Regions from separate parts of the Homo sapiens genome. Here region 2 is linked to region 1. A link is an interaction called in ENCODE POLR2A ChIA-PET data of the cell type or tissue named here. Cell type or tissue: PC-3. All regions are shown on one strand. Each heading gives the region's core, and the rest is flanking DNA. Links, peaks and the distances in the headings are about the cores only. Region 1 has its middle 31 kb from the start of UBTD2. Region 2 overlaps FBXW11 (F-box and WD repeat domain containing 11).

Region 1 (7,427 bases), core at 1,317-6,316:
TATAATACTTGGTGTTTGCTGCATGAATGAGTCCACCCAGTAGGGTAGTAGGAGGGGAAGAAAATTATCAAATACCCTAGTACATTTCTTTTTTTTTTTTTATAGCTGGAATTTTGCTCTTATCTCCTAGGCTGGAGTGCAGTGGCAAGATCTCGACTCACTGCAACCTCCGCCTCCTGGGTTCAAGCAATTCTCCTGCCTCAGCCTCTCTAACAGCTGGGAATACAGGCACCCGCCACCATGCCCAGCTAATTTTTGTATTTTTAGTAGAGACAGGGTTTCACCACGTTGGCCAAGCTGGTCTCGAACTCCTGACCTTAGGTGATCTGCCCGCCTCGGCCTCACAAAGTGCTGGGATTACAGTTGTGAGCCACCACGCCCAGTCCCTAGTACACTTCTGATTTATGTTTTCTAAATGTGAGACAATGTAATATGGTAACCAATTTGAGTTTCGGCAGATCTAAATTTTTGCCCTTAACGTGAAGACATAGTAGCACCTGCCTCATGGGGTAGTATAAGGATTACATGAGTTAATAGATGTAAAGTAGCTAGAAAGTGCTAGCACTGAAGTAAACTTCAGTTGATAGTAGCCTATCATTATCACTGTTATTGACATAATTTTAATAAAATTCGTTTGTATATAATTAGCTTTTGCTTACATATATTAATTACATGTCTGCATACATATACACAGACACACACATGAATTATCAAATACTTATATATGGTGGACATTTGTGATTTTAGCCACCCGTAATCTATTTTCCTTTCTTCAGGTAGTATTGCCCTCATTTTCCTTTGAGGAACCTCTTTTCCCTCTACTCTCAATCCATGTGATTTAGATGGGGCTAGCCTCACTCCTTGGTCCAAGAATGGGCATGTGAACCAGACCTCGCCAACCAGTACAGCCCAGTCTCCTGGCTACAACACGTGGCTCAGTCATGGACAGATGACCCAAGCCAAACCAATGAGACTTGATCCTTAGACCTTTGCTGGAGATTCTGAGGAAGAGGAGCTCTTTTTTTTTTTTGAGACGGAGTTTCACTCTTATTGCCCAGGCTGGAGTGCAATGCACGATCTCTGCTCACTGCAACCTCTGCCTCCTGGGTTCACCCGATTCTTCTGCCTCAGCCTCCCAAGTAGCTGGGATTACAGGCGCGAGACATCACGACCGGTTAATTTTTTGTATTTTTAGTAGAGACGGGGTTTCACCATGTTGGCCAGACTGGTCTCGAACTCCTGACCTCAGGTGATCCACCACCTCTCTCCCACTCCGCCTCCCAAAGTGCTGGGATTACAGCTGTGAGCCACCGCGCCCAACCTTGGGGAGCTCTTTTCTACTGTACTTGCCAAGCTGGCTGAATTTAGCCTACAGATGCTAGTAACCATATTGGTCATCTCAAGCGCAGAGCTTGCAGGAGAACAAAGCCTAATACAAAGGAAAGCAGAACAAAAATAGAGTGTAGGTGACACTGTTTGAAACTCTGCATCCAGCTGTGCCTGAAGGTGAATCAATGAACCAGCGATTTTCTTAAGTGACTGGGTTAAGTTTCTGTCACTGGCCACAAAAGAGTCTTAATAAACATATGGATTCAGGGAGCATGTTTATTTTCAATTTTTTTTTTTTTTTTTTTTTTTTTTGAGACGGAGTCTCACTCTGTCACCCAGGCTAGAGTGCAGTGGCGCGATCTCGGCTTACTGCAAACTCCGCCTCCCGGGTTCACGCCATTCTCCTCCCTCAGCCTCCCTAGTAGCTGGGACTACAGGCGCCTGCCACCACGCCCGGCTATTTTTTTTGTATTTTTAGTAGAGACGGGGTTTCACCGTGTTATCCAGGATGGTCTCCATCTCCTGACCTCGTGGTCCTCCCGCCTCAGCCTCCCAAAGTGCTGGGATTACAGGCGTGAGCCACCATGCCCGGCCCAATTTTTTTTTTTTTTAACCAGGCTGTTGCCGGGCACCGTGGCTTGTGCCTATAATCCCAACTCTTTGGGAGGCCGAGGTGGGCAGATCACCTGAGGTTGGGAGTTTGAGACCAGCCTGACCAACATGGAGAAACCCCATCTCTACTAAAAATACTAAATCAGCCAGGCATGGTGGCGTATGCCTGTAATCCCAGCTGCTCAGGAGGCTGAGGCTGGAGAATCGCGTGAACTCGGGAGGCGGAGGTTGCGGTGAGCCGAGATGGCGCCATTGCACTCCAGCCTGGGCAACTAAAGCAAAACTCCACCTCAAAATATATATATATAACAAAATAAAGTCAGGCTGTTAAAGGAAAAACTTGAGCTGAATTAAATTTAAGAGAGTTTAATTGAGCAAAAAACAATTCACCAATCAGGCAGCCCCAGAATCACAGTAGATTCAGAGAGACTCCAGGGATGCCTCATGGTCAGAACAAATTTATAGACAAAAAAAGGGAAGCGACATACAGAAATCAGAAGTGAGGTACAGAAACAGCCGGATTGGTTACAGGTTGGCGTTTGCCTTATTTGAACACAGTTTGAACACTCAGCAGTGTATGAGTGGTTGAAGGATGGCCACTGGGATTGGCCAGGACTCAGCTATTGTTACAGGCGCATACTCCTAAGTTAGGTTTTCAATCTTGTCTACTTACTAAGTTAGGTTGCAGTTTGTCCACAAAGACTCAAATAAAGACGTACAGAATCCTTCTCAGGCCATATGTAGTTTGGTTTCACAAGGCCTATTTAGAGATTACAAATTTCACCAAGTCCATTGAACAACTGGGTATTAAGGGCATTGTGGGGGTGTGCAGGGGACCATAAAGATGAGTAAGACTGTCCCTGACCTCAAGGTTCACCTCTAGAAGGGAATATAGACAAAGCAACTCCACTTTACAGTCATGCTGTTACCGGAAAGGGGTCTCGGTCCCCAAGAGAGGGGTCTCGGTCCCCAAGAGAGGGTTCTCGGATCTCACGCAAGAAAGAATTCAGGGAAAGTCCACAGAGTAGAGTGAAAGCAAGTTTATTAGGAAAGTAAAGGAATGAACGAATGGCTACTCTATAGACAGAGCAGCCCTGAGGGCTGCTGTTTGCCCATTTTTATGGCTATTCCCTGATGATATGCTAAACAAGGAGTGGATTATTCATGCCTCCCATTTTTAGACCATATAGGGTAACTCCCTGACATTGCCATGGCATTTGTATACTGTCATGATGCTGATGGGAGTGTAGTAGTGAGGATGACCAGAGATCACTCTCGTGGCCTTCTTGGTTTTGGTGGGTTTTTGCCGGCTTCTTCACTGCAACCTGTTTTATCAGCAAGGTCTTTATGATCTGTGTTTGTGCTGACCTCCTATCTCATCCTGTGACTCAGGATGCCTTAACAGTCTGGGAATGAAGCCCAGCAGGTCTTAGCCTCACTTTACTCAGCTCCTATTCAAGACAGAGTTGTTCTGGTTCACACACCTCTGACAATATCACGATCCGTGTTGCACTTGAGAGATTATGAGCACAGTAGAAGAACAAAGACAGGGAAGATCAATTCTGACCCAGGGTTGTCTGGGAGAGAAGGGAGTGTGGGTGCTTTAACTGTACAATAATTTCCAGACATTTAACAGTGCTCTCTTGCCTGGATTCTGGAAGTCATTCTGAGAATGCCTGTTTTCATTAGATTTTAATCACCCACAGGTCATATATTCCTTTAACGAATGCCTGATGACACCATGCAGAATGAAATGCGCTTTACTGCCTGCTTGGAATGTGTGCAGGCCTGCCTCATGGACCCCTAGAAGTTTCCTTCCAAAAGCAGTCCAGGTATGGTGAGAGGGAGGAATGGGGAGAACAGAAGCCCTATCTCTTACATACCTATACAGGGAGTGTACAACTCAGTTTGGTCCCTGGCCTCCTGTTGTCAGAGGGTGTGTAATTTCAGCTGGGTGGGGCTATGAGGTAAAGATTTCATGTCTGCCACTGCTTGGCTTTTTTTTTTTTTTTTTCTGAGACGGAGTCTCGCTCTGTCGCCCAGGCTGGAGTGCAGTGACGCGATCTCAGCTCACTGCAAGCTCCGCTTCCCAGGTTCACGCCACTGCTTGCTTTTGAAAGGTCTACCCACCCATAGCTCCAATGCATGAAACGCTTCATATAGCTTTGCTGCTTACAGCTCCTCAGTTACTCCTCACTTGCCGGGGATCAAGCCTAAGCCTTTTTTTTTTTTTTTTTTTTTTGAGATGGCATCTCACTCTGTCCCCCAGGCTGGAGTGCAGTAGCGCGATCTTGGTTCACCGCAACCTCTGCCTCCCGGGGTTCAAGCGATTCTCTCGTCTAAGCCTTCCGAGTAAAAGGGATTACAGGCACCTGACACCACACCCAGCTAATTTTTGTATGTTTAATAGAGACAAGGTTTCACCATGTTGGACAGCCTGGTCTCAAACTCCTGACCTCAAGTGATTCGCCTGCCTCAGCCTCCAGTGCTGGGATTACAGGAGTGAGCCACCTCGCCCAGCCCTAAGTCTTTTAATATGGCACACAAGGATGCTTCTTTATGAGTTAACACTGAGTACTTGGGAGACAAAGACAAATAAAACCTTTCCTACCCTCAAGTGAGAGAAACTCAACTGAGACTTACAGGAAATAAAATTTAAAACTACTGACTTACGAAACTGAAAATTCCACGGGGTAGATTCAAGCATTGCTGAATTTGGCTCAGATTATTTCTCAGGGGTTGGATTCTTCCTCTTTCTCAGCTGTATTTTCCTCTATGTTAGTGTCCCGCTTGGGTAGGCTCTCGCCAACTGGAGAGCAGCCCCAATTTTTTCCCTTTTAGGGACTCCAAGCAGCTGCAAGTTTACTTCCTCCAAAATTCATGGGCAGAAGAAAAGGCTCTTCTAAACAATTGGTTGGCAGGGCATGGTGGCTCATACCTGTAATCCCAGCACTTTGGAGGCCAAGGCAGGTGGATCACTTAAGGTCAGGAGTTTAAGGCCAGCCTGGCCAACATGGTGAAACCCTGTCTCTACTAAAAATACAAAAATTAGCTGGGTGTGGTGGCAGGTGCCTGTAATCCCAGCTACTCGGGAGGCTGAGGCAGGAGAATTGCTTGGACCCGAGAAACAGAGGTTGGAGTGAGCCAAGATCGTGCCACTGCACTCCAGTCTAGGCAACAGAGTGAGACTCCGTCTCAAAAAAAAAAAAAAAAAAACAAATTAACAATTTATTGGTTATTTGGGGAGTTGTTTCAGGAGTTTATTGTTTGTTTTTTAAAGTCCTGGATCTGCCTCTTCTTAGCTTAGTTGAATCACATGACCATCCTAGAGCAATCCTGGGTTTGGGATGCACTGATTGGCTTGAGTCTGAGACTTGGGACCACGCTGGAGTGGGGAAGAAGTGGGCTCCACCAGAATCAGATGGACTAAGAGTCATAGATGGGAGGAACTGGCTCTTCAGAGGGAATTCTGGCCTTCACTACTGGAGGAAGAATGAACGAATACTGGGCAGGCACAAACTACACAGATTAAAATCTAACCTTTATTCCACCGTGGCAATAAGTCCATTGTCTGGTCATAATGCAGAGTGTTCTGTATGGAGTCCAAAAAACTGTGTTGAAGAGCAAGACTTTGTAGAGTTTCTTCAATATTTTTCAAAGGGCACAATACTCTGATTTCTAGGATTCTTTCCAGTTATCCAGAGAAAAGTTTATCTTCTTATTTGTAGACTAGAGAAAGAAAAGTCACAAGATAATAGGAACATTCCTTAGGAAGATCCAATTCCATCTGCTCGAATTATTTGCTTAACCAGCAACCGTCTAAACTATAGCTGGGGCCAGGCGCGGTGGGTCACGCCTGTAATCCCAGCACTTTGAGAGGCCGAGGCTGGCTGATCACTTGAGGTCAGGAGTTTGAGACCAGCCTGGCCAACATGGCGAAACCCTGTCTCTACTAAAAATACAAAAATTAGCCGGGCGTGGTGGTGGGCGCCTGTAATCCCAGGTACTCAGGAGGCTGAGGCAGGAGAATCACTTGAACCTGGGAGGTGGAGGTTGCAGCGAACCGAGATCACACCATTGCACTCCAGCCTGGGTGACAGAGCAAGACTCCACCTCAAAAAAAAAAAAAAAAAAAAAACCATACTTGGGTGTCTTGAAAGGTCCCACCTGCCACATCAGAAGGGAGACCCTGTGACCAGGACTGAGTGGGTGGTTAATTTCCCCAGCATAAATGAACAATGTGGAATTCCATCATATGCATCTATCTGTTCTTTGTCATCTCCCTGAGCTTGCTCCTCCCATGGAAAGATCAAATCAGGCACTTGAACTTGGACAGCCTCCTTGCCGTGGTTTTTCAGTAAGTAGAGATGATGCCTCAATAATTAGGCAGGCTGGGGGAATCAGCCTCTCTCTTTGCTACTTGTTAGCTGAGACATTGCCCTTTCAGAGCCAAAAGCAATATTTTCATCCCTACTAACTTAGATTCCTGGCTTGCTGTAATTTAACAAATATTTTTCTAAATAGCTACCATGTATTACCATGTATTCACATTGGCCACCTGTGGTAGGTTGAACTATTTATTATTGGTCCCAGTTTTTCACCCCTCCATGTGTCCACACCTCTTGCCTGGGACTTTGCGCTCTCTCCCACCAAGTACTTCCTGGCCTTCCCCCATCCTTACATCTCCCTTCCTCCGCAGTGAGAACCCTGGCCTCCAATAATATCAATGTCTACTATCAAATCTACTCATTTGCTCAATCCTATAATATACCAAAGATAATTTTTGTGTTGTTTTGCCCATTTCAGTACAAAAATCAAATCTAATAAAACAGAAGTCAGGGTTTGTTTGCAATTTGCTTCCCAACCCCAACCCTGACCAAAACCAAGGACAAATATATAGTGTCCTCATACGGATTTGTTCTTTTCTTTCCTTCAATGTGGTTATATTATTCATCGGAAATGCTGTTAAATCAATTTGTTTTGGTTTGCTTTTAAAGACAGAATGTACTTCCCCACTCTGACTTTGGGCTTGACCATGTGACTTGCTTTGGTCAGTGGGATGTTGCCAGATGTGACGCAGCAGTGGGCCCCACCTGTGTTTCTGCAGTTGGCTGTGCCTCCTTTCTTGTACTAGTGCCTTAATCATGAGAGGACCATATTCTGCCTAGCCCAGTGGTCCAAGGAAGATGAGAGACACCTGAGGTGGGCCTGGACGCAACCCTCTGCTGGAGTGAAAGCCAACTGATTAATTAGCCTCAGCTGACCTGAAGACACATGCGGTAGCATAAATTATTTGGAAATAATTTCAAAAAATTTGTTTGAATTTCAACATATTGTTTGCAATTATTGTTAACATTTTATCCCATTGGTTCTCTCTCTCTCTTTTTTTTTTTTCAATTTTTTTTGAGACACAGTCTCACTCTGTCACCCAGGCTAGAGTGCAGTGGCGAGATCTTGGCTCACTGCAACCTCTGCCTCCCAGGTTC
Region 2 (7,427 bases), core at 932-5,931, 440 kb after region 1:
ACTCTGTATATCTGTAGAGTTGTAGGCAAGGTAGGAGGAAAAGCCATCGGTCCAGAAGAGAGAACAGTCTTCTGTTTCATGACATGAAATTCTTGATCACCTTTTTAAGGGGAAGAGTGCTAACGTGTTGATCATGTATTGTGTGTTGGGAGCTTTACATTATGGTCTCAGTTAACACTCAGCACTTTTAAGGTAGGTGTGGCCCCATTTTACACATCTGGCTCAGAGAGTAAAGGATTGTGTTGGTGATCATCACAGCTAGTTAGTGGCAGAGCTTAGATGTTTTATTTATTCACCTAATTTTGAGGACTCGCAGTGCGGTGGACTCTGGGCCGGATGCTAGGGATATGATGATGAAGAAGACATGTCCTTGCCTTCAAGAAGCTTAGCATGCGGTGAAGGGGGAGGCAGACTTGTAACAAGGAGTTGAAGTCTAGGGTGATTCCCTAGGATATGGTAAATGCAGTCCTGATTCCAATATCTCAGCTAACTTTTTTGAATTTTAGCTTTCCTATGCTTTTATAACATCTTTACCGAGATATAGTTTCCATGCCATAAGATTGAACATTTTAAAGGGTGTAATTCCGTGGCCTTTAGTACATTTGCAGCATTCTATAACATTACCATTGTCTAGTTCCAGAACATTTTCATCGCGCTCTAAAACCCTCACACTCATTAGCAGTCAGCCTGTGTTTCTTCCCAGTCCCTGGTGATCACTCATCTACCTTCTGTCTTGGGATTGGACTATTCTAAACACTTCATATAATTGGAAGAATACCTTATGTGGCCTTTTATTTCTCGCTGCTTTCACTTAGCATAATGTTTTCAAGGTTCATCCATGTGCTTTGTAGCATGTATCATCAGCTTTGTCCCTTCTTTTTTTTTTTTTTTTTTTTAAAAGTACAGATGGGGTCTTGCTTTATTGCCCAGACTAGTCTTGGACTCCTGTGCTCAAGCAGTCCTTGGCCTCCCAAAGTGTTGGGATTACAGGCATGAGCCACCACACCCAGCCAGTACTTTGTTGCTTCCAGTGGCTGAATAAAATTTCATTGTTCATCTGTTTATTAGTTGATGGACATTTTAGTTGTTTCTATTTTTTTGACTATTACAAATGATGCTGTTATAAATATTAGTGTAGAAGTTTTCATGTTTTTAATTTTCTTAGGATGGTAACTCTGTGTTTAGCTTTTTTTTCCTTTTGAAGACAGGGTCTCACTCTGTCACCCAGGCTGGAGTGCAGTAACACAGTCATGGTTCGCTTCAGCCTTGACCTCCTGGGCTCAAGCAGTCCCCCAGCTCAGGGACTCCTGAGGCTCCCACCTAAGCCTCCCGGAGTAGCTGGGAGTACAGGCACTACCAGGCCCGGCCCTTTTTTTTTTTTTTTTTTTTTTTTTGTAGAGACCAGGTCTCACTTTGTCACCCAGGCTTGTGTTTAGCATTTTGAGGAACTGCCAAACTGTTTTCCAAAGGCGCTGTACCATTTTACAATCCTGCCAGTGGTATATGAGGGTTTCAGCTTGCTCAGAAGAACCTCCTTTTCATAACCAGCACTGGATAGCACTCTTATACCTAGCCCCACAAATCACGAAGTGTGTAGCATCAGGCTTTGCATTGGATAGCTGGGAAGCTAAACAACTAGGATTTATATGCGGCAACTTACTCCCACAGTCACACCAATTGGTATGAGACCAGTGCCTGGAAGTTGAGAGGGTTTGAGCTTTATTACAAAATAGCTGTTTCATAATATCAGCATGGAGGATTTCTCCATATCCTTGCCAACACTTCCTATTATTTGTCTCTTTTATTATATCTGCCCTAGTGATTGTGCAGTGGTACTCTGTGGTTTTGCTTTGCATTCCCTTGTTACTGATGATGCTAAACAACTTGTTGTATGCTTATTGGCCATTTGTGTACCTTCTCTGGAGAAATGTCTATTTAAATCTTTTGCCCACTTTAAAAATTGGTAATTTGCCTTTTTATTATTGAGTTATAAGTTCTTTATATATTCTGGGCACAAGTCCCTTATCAGATACATGATTTGCAAATATTTTCTCCCTTTCTGTGAGTTGTCTTTTCACTTTTTTGATGGTGTCCTTTGATGCACAAATGATTTTAATTTTGATGATGTTCAATTTATCAAGACTTGTATAGTTTCAGTGCTTATGTGTAGGTCCTTGATCCATTTTGAGTTAAATTTTTGTTTAAGGTATGAGGTAGGGGTCCAGTGCCATTCTTTTACTTGTGGAGATCTATTTATCTATCCCATTCAGCTACAAATGCAGCTGGTAAGATAATTCAGGGCACTCTGGTTGCTGTGTGTCTCCTTATTTGTCTAATAATATGTTTAGCTGTCTATGAACATCTAAGTCAGATACCACAAAAGAGGGGATTATTTATTCTGCATACATACAATTAGAAGTAATGTGTCAAAACAAATGGAGCTGTTCCAGAAAATATGCTGGAAAAGAGGATGATATGAAAGGTGAGACTTTTTGTTTGTTTTTTGAGACAAAGTCTTGCTTTGTCACCCAGGCTGGAGTGCAGTGGCACAGACACAGCTCACTGCAGCCTCAACCTGCTGGGCTCAAATGATCCTTTCACCTCAGCTCCCTGAGTAGCTGGGACCACAGGTGCATGCTGCCATGCCCAGCTAATTTTATTTTTTGTAGAGATGGGGTTTCACTATTTTGCCCAGGCTGGTCTCGAACTCTTTAGCTCAAGCAATTCTCCTGTCTCAGCCTCCCAAAGTGCTAGGATTAGGTGTGAGCTACCGTACCCAGCTGGAAGCTTTTTTATTACATTAGCTCCATGGGGTTTGAAATGTCAGCTGGTGTAAAAACATAAAATCTGGCCCAAACTCTTTCCTCCAGGTAAATGAGCGTTTGAACCATTCAGGAGATGTTCTCTTTGTAAAGATCTCAAAGACTGGAGACTTCACTTCCCTCCGTGTTTCATTCCAGTGTTATTACTCAGCAGCCAAGAAAATTTTATGCTGTCTAGTCTGCCCCCCAGCCTCCCAACTTTGAGTTAGAGGACACCGTATTTTATAATCACATATTTGGGTCATTATCAGAAGCTCTGTCTTTTTAAGAAAGGTATATTGTGAGAGGACTTTCCTGTGTTCATTCTTTAAAATACTGTTAATTTGTTATACAGGTCTGGAGCACGAGCACCTGTGAATTTGTTCGTACTCTCAATGGGCACAAGCGGGGCATTGCCTGTCTCCAGTACAGGGATCGCCTGGTTGTTAGTGGATCATCAGATAATACCATTAGGTGGGTAGAAGTTGGTGTGCTGACAGAGCAGGCTGATTTTTGCCACATTGTTGACTCATCTCCTAGTTCTAATGCTCAAAACAACTCAGGGTAAATGGGATGTTTCAGATAAGAAAGCTTTAGGTAACTTTTAGAAATGTATTTGGGCTCTGTATACTCAAGTGGGAAAACCGTGTGTGCCCTGGGTGTTCTTCCAAGATTCCCCCAGTACACAAAGTTTTTTAACCTCAGCTCCACCTGGGATCACTTAATACCAGAGCACTTCAGAACAGGCTAGGGTGCTGCAGTGCAGCCCAGCTCGCTCCAATTTCCCTCACCTGTGAGCTCCCACCTCCCTACCTAACACATGGGAGTGTACTTTATTTTCCTCTCCCAAGACTGCATCTGTTCCTGCCAGGTCATTTACCTCTCTTTTTCCTTCCCAGCACTCGGCCTCCCTGCTTTCTAATAAATCTGACTAACCTTAGACATTTTGTATCTTACTAAGAACATCCCTTCAATATCTACTTCATTATCCCATGCCATTTCCCCACTGTCTCAACACACTCTAGTGGCATTACATAAGTGACTAAACTTAACTTTGGTTTATAATCAAATTGACTAATGTTTGGTCAAAATAAAGATAGGATTCAAGATTATTAAAAAAAGTTTTTTGTTTTTTAAAGGCAGGCAAGCAAACACATGCTAGTAGCTTTACATAAGTGACTAAACTTTGGCGTTTATAATTGCCTAATGTTTGGTCAAAATAAAGATTGGGTTTAAGATTATTAAAACTTTTTTTTAAGGCAAGCAAATAACAAAAAAGCTATTTAAGTTTGCTTTATCACTTTAGGCTTCAAGATACCATAAATTTAGTTTAGAGCTTAAATCTTGATTCTCTTATATTCATCATGCTTTGTGGTATTGCTTAATGTTTCATCAATAAACAGTTCTTAACTTCCTCATTGGAATTGTCAAGGTTTTACAAGATAGTAATGTGTATTACTCTCCAGCTTATAGAAGGGAACTACTTTGGAGTCATAGTGGCAGTACTGAATGGCTTTGATCACAGATTAGAGATGCTATCATCACGGGTACTAAGAAGATTTGCTAAGGGCAGCTGTAATAAAATACATTCTTTGGATGTATCATAGGAATTACTGGTAGAGAGGCTAAGAAAAAGTTATAGAATTAATTTGCTCACTTTATTTTGTACATGCTAACTAGCTATGATTTTTTTCTACAAATACTGTAGAAAATCAGTCATAATAGGAAAAAAGATCTCTAACTCCAGAATTGTTACATAAATCATATGCAGAGAAAAAGACTTGGTGTTGTCAATGGGTTTATATTTCCACCAGAACACTGCGTGTACCTAGTAAGTCTCCCACTCTGACTTTGTAAACCGTCAATCCCAGTATTCAGCATATAGTATCAAGGAAGGGGTATCCCCAAGCCTCATCAAGAGACAGCCACCTCCCCTGCTGGTCCGCCAGTTCTAACCTCAGTGGTCCTTATGGACTCCACTGTGCTAGAAGTGCCTGGGGCGGAAGCTTAACCCCCTGGCTGTACGTGATATCTCCTTTCCCACCTTGTCTCATCTGTGCTCTTTCTCCTTTACTGCCTACAATCCCTGTCTCCCCAGAAGAGTCTTTCCTACACCATTTGTCTACATGGTTTTTATCAACTCAGACATCAAGAGAATGCCTAAGGATTAAATAGAATTGAAGTTTCTTGTTTGTTGATTTTATTTAAATAGTAATACAGACGCATGATTAAAAACAGTTTCAAATCATATAAAAGGAAATAGAATAAAAAGTAAGGCTTCTTCCTAGGTTAGTGCTTGGAAACACACAGATGGTATAAATGTACACATACAGCTTTATATGTGTGGTGTGTACTGGAAGTGAGATAGAAATAAAGAGCTCCAAGATAGTGAAAAATTGTATCTGTATGGAACAGATATAAAAAACTTACGGATAGTGTGAATCGTGTGTGGGAATTTGTTTCACAGAGGTCTGTTTTTCATTCAAGGCTCTGGGATATTGAATGTGGTGCCTGTTTAAGAGTCCTAGAGGGACATGAAGAATTGGTCCGATGCATCCGGTTTGATAACAAGAGGATTGTCAGTGGGGCCTATGATGGGTATGTCTTTCAGATTTTCAGATGTACTGCTATAACTGTATCAAGAAGAAAGAGAAATGTTATATATTAAGCAACTCTGTATGTACCAGGTCCTATGGTAGGTTTCTGTGTAATGGTGGATGGCAGGTATTATTATACCTGTTGTTTAGGTGAGGACACTCAGGCCCAGAAAGAAGAACTAAATCTTACCCCAAATCACACAGAGGGAGAGTCACTGTGGTTCCTAAACTTAGCTTTGAATCATCGCTGTCAACTCCAGCAATAGCTTAGGTTTCAATAGTTGATGTGGGGGTATTGACTTCTTTGCTTTATCCCTAAATTAAGCCAGGCTCTTTGTGTGTGTGTGTGTGTGTGTGTGTTCGTTCAACAATAAGTTTCTTCTTTTCCCTTTTTTTCCCTTTTTGGTAAATTGAACAAACCCTCTTTAAAACACCTCACTACATTTTAAATGAGCAAATGGCAACTGTAAATCTTTCCAGATGACCTTATATATACTTCCCAAATGGGTTAGTTGGTCTGTTTGTACTCCTATTACTAACTTCCAGCATTTGCTTAATTTGGAGAAAGGTATCCTTGGAATTTCACACAGAGCCCTAGCTTCTGTCAGCAGCACCTACTCAGCCCTAGAGAGTCCCCTGATGAATGAATTTGGTGACATAGGTTATCAAGTCCGGAACTGAATTTAGATAACCTGAAGTTGTTTTCTTATCTCCCTTAAAATAATATTTCTTTAAAATTTCAGCAATTCTGAGAATGTGTAGGTTCTTAATTTTTCCAAAATCAAGTGTAATTGGTTCAGATGATTTGTAAAAACATAAGCATGTTCCCCATTAGCTTTTATAAATAGGCAGTTCAGATGCACTACTTTTTTTCAAGGAAATGTTTGACAGCATATAAATTGTTCACTTTTCCACTAATCACATCTCATTTTCCTTTCTAGGAAAATTAAAGTTTGGGACTTGCAAGCTGCTCTTGACCCTCGAGCCCCAGCAAGCACATTGTGTTTGCGCACATTGGTGGTATGTGATCTCTTGAGACGGGAATTGGTTCCCTGTGCTGGAGGATGACCATTTGCAGATAGTCCTGTCTAGGTGTATCACAGGAACGCTTGTGTGTCTCACAAGATGCCTTCAGAGAATTTCAGTCTTCATTTTGTTTAGCCAAAACCAGAGAATATTTGATGTTTACATTACTGTGAGCACTTTCCTAAGGGGAGACATAATGCAGCTTAAGATATGAAGGCAGGCTTCCTGATTTGTAGGTGGACTGGTTTCCTCATAGGGCAAGCAATATTTCCTTCTTGTAGGTTTGGAAGATTTCTTAATATGGCTATTTGTGGTTATGTTTTAATAACAGCACATTTTTATACTATATATAAATTTTTATACCATTTATAAGTACTGTTATATTTTTGAAGAGATAGTCATTTGGAAATATTGGTAGATTTAAAAAAGATTTTAGTAGTTTTATTTCTGTTTCTTCACTTCTTGCATTTACTAGAAGATGCAGAACTGTCTTCTTGATTTTAATGGGAACTCTTATATTATTATTTCACCATGAATTTTGATGCTGGCAGCAATTTGAGGTAGATCCTGGTCATGTTAAAACAAACTGTCTTTCTGGTTCTAGGTTTTCCAGTGGATTTTTAGAGTGTATCAAGAATGGGTATTATGTATTGTTGTTTACTTTTATAAGGCCCTTTTTGAGATGATCTTTGAAATATTGGTAGACTAGAGTCTAAGATACAAAGTTTAATGAAAGAAAAGGCCTAGCAGGAAAAGAAAGAAGAACATTTGTTCTTGGGATGAAGGACACAGTTCAGTGAGCTCTGTACAGTCGTTTAGGAAGTCTGTTTAAGTGGCTGCATTTTCATCTTCTGCCCAGTTTCTCATTGTGAGATATCAGGGGCTGTAAAGATCTCATTTTATTCATGAAGTTTTGTATTTCATAGGAACATTCTGGACGTGTGTTTCGGCTCCAGTTTGATGAGTTTCAGATCATCAGCAGCTCCCATGATGACACTATTTT

Evidence for each region. ChIA-PET counts read pairs that join two places held together with the same protein. Peaks named below come from ENCODE experiments on the same cell type or tissue, not always from the same donor. Only the 100,000 strongest peaks of a DNase experiment are listed, where the experiment ranks them.
Region 2: POLR2A ChIA-PET joins it to region 1 with 10 read pairs; 2 of 35 experiments call an interaction of 5 or more read pairs at or near these places.

Annotation. Positions count from the first base shown.
Region 1 is chr5:172,311,375-172,318,801 of GRCh38, reverse strand. No RefSeq gene overlaps it. Among named protein-coding and RNA genes, the nearest start is that of UBTD2, 31 kb to the right of the region's middle. RefSeq lists enhancers at 2,873-2,962, 2,993-3,082. In PC-3, for the core only: no CTCF peak of the experiment used is centred there; DNase peaks (open chromatin) are centred at 3,341 and 3,831; H3K4me3 peaks cover 636 bases; H3K27ac peaks cover 1,911 bases.
Region 2 is chr5:171,868,720-171,876,146 of GRCh38, reverse strand. It overlaps FBXW11 (F-box and WD repeat domain containing 11), which reads left to right. Exons shown (of 14, transcript NM_001378974.1): 10 at 3,157-3,275; 11 at 5,289-5,399; 12 at 6,340-6,418; 13 at 7,351-7,427. Among named protein-coding and RNA genes, the nearest start is that of SMIM23, 87 kb to the right of the region's middle. In PC-3, for the core only: no CTCF peak of the experiment used is centred there; no DNase peak of the experiment used is centred there.